Linked DNA regions of Homo sapiens: region 2 is linked to region 1. The links are chromatin loops, found by intact Hi-C in ENCODE. Cell type or tissue: mammary epithelial cell. All regions are shown on one strand. Each heading gives the region's core, and the rest is flanking DNA. Links, peaks and the distances in the headings are about the cores only. Region 1 overlaps SLC8A1-AS1 (SLC8A1 antisense RNA 1). Region 2 has its middle 4.2 kb from the start of THUMPD2.

Evidence for each region. Peaks named below come from ENCODE experiments on the same cell type or tissue, not always from the same donor. Only the 100,000 strongest peaks of a DNase experiment are listed, where the experiment ranks them.
Region 2: a loop joins it to region 1, with 3 times the contacts of the local background. A loop is called at or near these places in 1 of 110 quality-filtered maps.

What each region holds. Positions count from the first base shown.
Region 1 is chr2:40,030,661-40,035,062 of GRCh38, reverse strand. The region is part of intron 2 of SLC8A1-AS1 (SLC8A1 antisense RNA 1); the gene reads right to left. Among named protein-coding and RNA genes, the nearest start is that of SLC8A1-AS1, 120 kb to the right of the region's middle. In mammary epithelial cell, for the core only: no CTCF peak of the experiment used is centred there; DNase peaks (open chromatin) are centred at 682 and 1,942; H3K27ac peaks cover 2,222 bases.
Region 2 is chr2:39,781,241-39,785,642 of GRCh38, reverse strand. No RefSeq gene overlaps it. Among named protein-coding and RNA genes, the nearest start is that of THUMPD2, 4.2 kb to the right of the region's middle. In mammary epithelial cell, for the core only: no CTCF peak of the experiment used is centred there; a DNase peak (open chromatin) is centred at 2,132.

The DNA of each region.
Region 1 (4,402 bases), core at 263-4,262:
AACCTTCTTACAACATCAGTCATCATTGATCTGCATTAGTCACCCCCATTCTAAGATGCTGCTGCCCCAGCAAGCTCCAGACTTTTGGAAGGACAGGTCTGCTTCTTTTGTGCCTCCTATGAGGTTATGTGGAAGCACTGACTAGGCTGACAGCCAGTGTGCCTCAGGTCCAGTCTTTCTGGAGCACCAAGAAGTTGCCCTTCCAAGCTCTGGTCATCTCCCCAGGGCACAGCCATAGACTGAAAGGGTTCCTGACACATCTCAGAATCTCACACCTCTAGCAGCCCTCCACTCTTGGGTTATATGTTTTTCTCTCTTACTACTATCAGAGATTCTTGATTTCCCTTTTCTTTCCAGAGAATCTGGAATAATTTCAGCAACTTTCTTAGGTCTTTACAAAAGACAGGAAGATGCACTGACCTCAAGTACTGCCTACTGTGAGTTCTTCAAAACTGCCTGAGACAAGTAAAGACTAAGGATCAGGCCACTTTGAATAGTGGAGAAACAACAAGAAAAACACAGTAAAATTTCGTTTTTTAAAGAGGTGTTCCCAGAATTTATTATACAAAAATTCAATCCTATCAGCTCAAAGGGGTGGACTGTAGCGGGTGCTGTGTGCCCTGCCCACTCCTCCCCTCTTTAGGACTGAGACATCCATTTCCTGAGTTGCTGGGATTATGGACAGCTCACAGCTCTCAACTGAGTCACTGTCCAGCTGTTGCCCTGAGATGAATAGAGGCGTCTCTCCCAAGCTCACACTCCCTCCCTGTTAGAATCAGCTGAAGACTTTGTGGTGACTGTTTAACAGTTAAATTCCTCCATTTTCATGATTCTATTTTTTACAAAGTAAAATTTCAAACAATATAACCCTGCCAATATGCATGTATAGAACACACACACACACAGTGGAAAAAGAAGTTTTGGTAGGAAACACACCAGAGTGATAACCGTGGTTATCTCTAAAATGTGATTATAGAATTTTGTTTACCAAATTTTCTGTGGCAAGCACGTGCAACTGTTATAATAAGTGAACAACAACCCCATAGGCTGAAATGAGCTCATCAGCAACCGGGATAGACCATTTCCAGCCTGCTCACAGTTTCTGACTTCAAGCTCCTGCTGCTTCCTCCTCTGCTGGAAGACTTTCTCAAGCACTCAGAGAGCCTGCTCAGCCTGGAGGCACCAGGAAATACTGTGGAGTTGACAACCCCAGGGCCAGTCCTCAACTGATAGGGGCTAGGAATCAATAGTTAAGTGTCTCGCCTCCCATTCTCTGGTAGGGCACTTCTGATGTATACCACAAAGAATCTGAGAGTCCTAGCAGGATTCACCTTCAATTGCCCAGAGTAGGATGTCAGCACACTTTGCAGTGACTTTTCTCCCTTTTCTCCCTGGCTCACCTTTCCCAGCTCCTCAGATTCACTGAACCAAGTTAAGAGAATTTCTATAGCCGGTAACCCCTGGATTATCAAGCACTGATCTTTGTCTTTTATCTCTGTACCTCTACCATCCCCTAGCAAAGAGCTTTGCCCGCATTAGACATGCTATTAAATGCCTGTAGAATTCAATTAGATTTTAGTTTGCCATAGCTATAATGGAAACCTGAATGCTCTCTTAAATGAGGCAGACCAGCATAGATTCAAAACCAGGCCCCTGAATTACTATTTGCACCACAAGCAGAGTGTGCACCTTAAAAGGCATTGCGTAGTGATCTACTTTATAACTTACCATGATACCCAGGAGTACAGATGGTCAAAGTCAGTGTTACAAGTTTACAAATCAGTTCAAGTGGGCACCATTTTAGTGCTGGTAGATGGCACACATTAAGAGACACTTTGCTTCACTTGCCCATTCCCTCTAGAATACTCATATCCTTTGCCACCAGCATTATCTCCACAATGGTTAGTCAACCTCAGAGAGTATGTAGTGGCTCATTAACATTCTCTCAATATGAGCTGTCTATGAGCTATCGTTTCCACAATTTCCTGGTACAAAGAGAATTTATGTTCATAATGATGAAGCTGAAGCTCTGATTGCATGATCCCCAAGGTACTTTGTGCTTTTATCAAAGAAAAATTGTTTGTTCATTGTAGTGTCTATCTGTGGACAAATACCTTTCAGTTAAACAGAATATTTTTAGTAACAGTGAACCCCAAATGTGTCACACAGTCTGAAATACCTAGGACTTTATCTCTGATGTTACTAAAGACATCAACTACCACACCTGGCACTGGTAGCAGCACCATCCCTTTGCCCCATGCCTAGTGTGTAGCTCAAGTCTTTGGGCTTGACATCCTGAACCCAAGGAAAGAGGCTGAGTGGAGGAGAGTGGAGTTCATCATAGCTTAGACTGTAAAGTCAGACACAAGTCTGAAACGTTGGTTTTCACATTTCAACTAGCTCATTACAGCCTAGTAGGTACCGGACCAATAAAAATAAGGATGATTTCCACAGCCTTTTTAAATACTCAGAAAAGAGTCTTAAGCACTTGATGGGACTTAAAAATCCCAGAAAGTGATTCTCATCCCTCACAGAATATGAAGTATGGCTTTAATTTAGGACTGGTCCCACCAAAGTTAAAAATCAGCAAAGTTCTCCTCTCTTCTGGTGCTGTCAGTTTCCCCACTCAGCCACCTTTTCAATTTTCTCTAAAGTGTTCAGGACCCAAACAAGGCAAAAAATATAAATATAGGATTCTGTTCCACAAACCCTTGCTTCATCTCCCACCTAATGGGTTCATATATCTTTGGACGTATGTTCTGGTTTCTCTTCCTTCCTCTTCCTCCTCCCGCCTCTACCTTCTCTTAGTATTACTCTCTGTCTCTACTCCTAGGATATAGATGCAAAAGAAAAGAGATTTAAGGTGATTGTTTTTTTGAGAGAGAATCTTGCTCTGTCACCCACACTGGAGTACGGTGGCACAAAACACAGCTCACTTCAGCCTTGACCTCCTAGTCTCAAACAATCCTCCCACCTCAGCCTCCCAAGTAAGTAGATGGGACCATAAACATAAGCCACCACATCTGACCTTTTTTTTTTTTTTTTTTTTTTGGGAGACAGGTATTGCCATGTTGCCCAGGCTGATCTCAAATCACTGGGTTCCAAAGTGCTGGGATTACAGATGTGAGCCACTGTGCCTCTCCAAGGTGGGTTTTTGTGTGTGTGTGTGTGTTTTTAACTTACACTTAATGATGAACCTACTTATTATGTGCTAGGCACCATTTAAGATATTTTCATATGTAATGCCTTAGTGTCTCTATTTACTTTGAAATTCATTTCTCCTTCCTACAAACTTTGTGCTATTTTCTCTAACCAAAATTATTAAGAGGAAGGTAGTCAACTAGTAAGATTCCCCTGTACAAGTAGCTGGTTTTAAGTCAAATGCAAAAGCAGGTCTGAACTCAAAAGAATGACAAATGTATACAAGTACAACATCCTTCATTAGGGACAAGAAATAGTTAAGAGAAAAGTACGACTGTAGATACAATTTGCACCCAGATAGAGATGAGGCAGAGTGGCTAAAATTTTTGGATTTGGAGTTAGGTTGCCTGGGTCCTTGACTCATTGCTTAAACTTTCTAAGCCTTGGTTTCTTATCGATTAAAGGAACACACAATAATCTTAAGCCATAGGATTGGCGTAAGTATTAAATGAGAAATGCATGTAAAACACTTAGCACAGTCCTAAGACATAATAAATGACTCATAAAATAAGCTGATTCTGAGCACAGATTTCTTTCTCCTAACACTCATTCTCTTCTTAATTTTTTATTTTGTTTTTAAACATAATAATTGTACATAGGTATGGGGAACAGTGGGATGTTTTGATAAATGTATACATTGTGTAAAATATCAAAGCAGGGTATTTAGCATACCCATCCACTCGTACGATTCTTTTCTTGTATTCATTTATTTGTGGTAAGAACATTCAAAATACTCTCATCTAGCTAGTTTGAAATATACAATATTGTTAACCATAGTCACTGTATTGTGCAATAAAACACCAGAACTTATTTTTCTTTTCTAACTTTACTTTGTACCTGTTGACCAGTCTCACCCTATATTCCTCATCCCCCTATTCTCCCCACCCGTCTCTGGTAACAACTATTCTATTCTCTACTTCCATGAGATCAACTTCTTTAGATTCCACATATGAATGAGATCATGTGGTATTCATCTTTTTGTGCCTGGTTTATTCCACTTAACATAATGTCCTCAAGGTTCATCCATGTTGCTGCAAATGACGATGCTTTATTCTTTTTAGTGGTTGAATAGTATTCCACTGTGTACATATACCACATTTTCTTTACCCACTCATCTGTTGAACACTTAGGTTGATTCCTTATCTTGGCTATTATGAATAGAGCTGCAATAAACATAGGAATGCAAATAGCTCTTCAACAT
Region 2 (4,402 bases), core at 301-4,300, 250 kb after region 1:
TTTGTACCTAAGATGAATTCCAGGACCAGCTTTTAAAATTATTTTTCTTAACCTGGCTACATTTCGATTTCGAAGTTTATGAGACAGAAGTTCCATATCATCTAAACTGATCAGAGAGACAGAGCACCAAAGCCATACATAGTGATTGAAGGTGCAAATATTGTTACCTGTCTGTGATCTGAAAGCTCAACTGGCATCAAATAATTTCAGGCATTATGTCTTATTTCAAAGATGTTTTACGAGAGAATGAAATGATTGCCTAAGCCAGTGCTTCAGGTTGTATGCTTTTGTTTTGTATCTGTATTGTTTTTCTGTTTAGCCAAGTAATTCATACTCATTGCAAAAATTGTAACATTAAATATGAATATAAATAGTAAATTTTTAATTATTAGATTTCAGACTTTTTAAAAGAAAATCATTAGAGGATAGGCCTGATTATGTGTAGATATAACAGAGAACACTTTTTCAACGGTGCTAAAATCCATTTTTCAAAATCATGCAAGATATCCATGGGCAGCAAGTAATTATCACTCTTCAACAAAAAGAAAAATATAAAAAGACAAATATGTAATAAGTAAGTCTGCTTGTTCCATAGTCTACTCTTCCTTCATGCCAACGACAGGAGCAATACTGACTGAATAAAGCCAATGTTCTAATAAACTCTTCAGATTTTATTCTGCCAAATACCATTCATAATGAAGTAAGGTACTCTATTTGTGTTTTTGAGAAAATAAAAGCTAACCCTTTGTTGTTTTTATTTGCAGATCACATCTGCTTGAGTTTTGAGGGAATTATTTTTTTCAGTTACCACTAAGAAAATACACAAAATAAATGACCATCTACTAAAATGGAATAAGACATACAGGAAAATGAAAAGGATAAATATCAAAACATAGGTATCCTAGCTAATGTTGGACATTTCTGGGGCTTTCTTTGTACCAAGAAATAGAAAAAGTTAGGTAATAGCAAACCTCTAAGGAAAATAATAATTCATAGTCAATATTATCATGAATGCAACAAGAGAAAAGGAATATTAAAACAATAGTCTGAGGGAGGTGAACATAACTGCAAAAAGAAAATGGCTTTATTTAGTCACTACAGTTGATTCAAGTAAATTGAAGAAAATTGCAGATATAGTCATTCATTCATTCAACATATATATCCAAGAAATAATATCCATACTCTCTTCCAACTGGGGCATCATTAGGTCTATATTTTGAGTTTTATGAGCTCAAAATATATTTAAACAAAATCACATCAAACAGCCTCATGTCTTGAAATATGCATTAAATACATGCCACACTTTTCAGAAAAGACATTGGAAATAGTCAACTATACTTGTATATCAAAGTAATTTCATGCACTATAGATCTGAAGCAAAAATAACATATAAAAAAAGAATTATCTCTCCAGATCAGAGCATAAAGATTGTATCTTTTGAATTTTGATTCTACATTTAAACTAGTGCTATAAACACTAATTAGCAAATACTGTTTTAAAGACAGTATTTACATATACCATGAAATGTTCTGCTGAATTTTCTCCTTTTGATTGTATGTTCAAAGAAGCACCATTCAAGATGATTATTGTGTGTACTTAAGTGGTTTAAAGGATCAGTATGTGACCAATAGTTTTTTCCCAAATGGCTTGCACTTGCAGTCGTAAAAATATGTAGATTCTCTTTTTCACAATCTATACTGACTTGGTTGGAATGTGTCTGTCTGACAGATTCATGTGTCTGTATCTGTGGTTTTACCACAATACCATAACACAATTGAATTCCATAAAATTTATAAAATCCTACTCTTTCCAAGTTACTCTGTGGGGCTACGTGGCAGGAGTTCATCATACCTCCACAGTGCAATGCTCACAAATGAATGGGGGAAGAGACCAAGCTAATACAAATCACAGGGAGAGAAGCAAACCAAGCTAGCTGCTCCTACCTGGGAAGAGTGGATGCCTGTATCAATCAAGATTCCTTGTTGCAAGAAATAGATGCTAACTTTAACTGATTAAGCAAAGTAAAGCGTGCGTGTGTGTGTGTGTGTATGTGTGTGTGTGTGTGTGTGTGTGTGTGTGTGTGTGTGTATGACTCATTTGTTGGGCAGTCTGGAAAACCAATCTGGAAGCTAAGCTTTCAGAAACTGGCCTGACCAGAAAACTAACTGCTGCCACTACTACCACCACCCCCAGCAGTTCCACTTCTGCCTCAGGAACTCAATCCTGTTCATGAAGCTGTTCCTGAAGGTCAGACACCCCAACAATACCCCAGGAAGTAAAATGAATTGTGGAAAGAGCCTTTTCCCCCACATTGCTCATTTCTGAGTCACGTGAGGCTCACTGGTAATGTCTAGATCACATGACTATGCCCTGGTTAGCAAAAAGGCTCCACCTGTGGAGGTGGGTGGGGCCCATCAGAAGGATGATGCCCCAGACTTGGCAGAGATATGGTTTGGATTTGTGTCCCTGCCCAAATCTCATATCGAATTGTAATCCCCAGTGTTGGAGGACGGGCCTGGTGGGAGGTGATTGAATCATGGGGGCGGAGTTCCCCCTTGCTGGTCTCACGACAGTGAGTGAGATGAGATCTGGTTACTTAAAAGTGTGCAGCACCTCCCCATCCTCTCTCTTCCTCCTGCTCCAGCCATCTAAGAGAAGCCTGCTTCCCCTGTCCCCATGAATGTAAGTTTCCTGAGGCCTCCCTAGCCATGCTTCCTGTTGAGCCTGCGGAACAGTGGGCCAATTAAAACTCTTTTCTTTATAGATTACCCAGTCTCAGGCATTTCTTTATAGCAGTACAAGAATGGGCTAATATGGTGCTCAAAGGGAGATAAGAAACCAAAACCATGACAAAGGCTTACTCAGCTTCAGAATAAGCTCATTCATTCAACTTCATTAAGTGGCTACCGTTGCTGGGCCCAGTTGCTTTCATTTTATTCCCATATATGACACTGTATTGTCATCCTTTATATGCCCATCTCAGCAATTCAGCCCTGTCACCATTACCTCCCATTGATTTAAAAGTTTCTCAAAGGCTGGAACATTTAACTGGCACATTTGCCACAAACTCAACAAATATTTATGAATGAATAAATGAATGATAAAGGTATAAAATATTGCATAAAAGGGTACAAGAAAGGCAGGAAAGTACACCAGAGAAGATGTGGCATTCTAGCTTATCCTCAAAGAAAAAGAAAGAAAGGAAGAGAAGAGCGCTCTAGCCAAAGGGAACCATATAAGCAGAGGCCTGGGAGAAGGGAAGTAGTGGGCATTTTGAAGACGTTAGCACTTGAATTGCTTGGCATCTAGCAACGGTTCTTCATCTCATGGAGAGAAGAGGCCAAGGCTTGTCACCAACCCTACTCAACTGTACTGGAATACAGGAGAGTGGGGTGGCAAGCTTGACACTGGTGACTTCTCAGGTAATTCTGAGGAGTATTCCTGGGTAAGAAACATTATTTATAAAGTGTATAGGGAGGAAGAAGAGATAGTGAGGAAGAGAGGAACTAGAAAGGAAAGTTGTGAAGAAGTTTATTTTGGAGGTACTCCTATCCCCTTTGTGCTCTCACTTCTCTACTTCATTGGCCTCACTACATTGCCCTTATTCCTGTATCCTGCTTGCAAAGGCCCCTGCTGATAGGGCAGTTACAGCAATTCTCCTGAGAGGGGCCTCCTTAGTTGCCCTTTCATTTAGTTACTTTTTATTGGCATACATTTGAGAGGCCACCACAGGCAAGCCAGTGTTCTCGCTACAGATGCCCAGATGAAGTCATCCCATCCTCAAGGATTTCACAATCTATAGCACTTGCATTTTAATATATAAGTATATACATCATACACCTTTAAGAACTAAAAGAATTGCCAGTGGCACCAAAATAGGGAGCTATCTCAAAGCAAATATTCTTGTCCTAAATTCTTAAAACACCTCCACTTAAAAGTCTGTCCATTCTAAAATTGTTCCTGCCGACTTCCAATTTCCTACATGTTGAAATATGTAATATTCGAACAGTAAATTGCAGCTGGATATGCTAAATTTGTCTATAGGGATCCATAGTTTTCAGAAGAGACTTTTTTAAAGAAGAAGAGATGATGGAGAAAAGAGTACCTGAGTAATGGGGGAGAGAATTCCAGGCAACTCTCTTACCAGAAAACGAAACTAATTTCTCCCTAAAGAGGCAGAACTCCCCCATTCCATCGCACTGCAAGCATTTTGTGAAGGGCATTGGTACAGCTGACATACTGCAGCACAGTTCAAAAGGAACAAATGCACATGACTCCCACATATGAAACAAGAGTAGCCCCGACCTTGCTGACCAAAGGCTCCTGGAGGGGAAAAGACATCAGAAGAAAGAGGAGAAAGTAAGGGGAAGATCGATTGGCTCTGCAAAACTGCAGCCTCAGC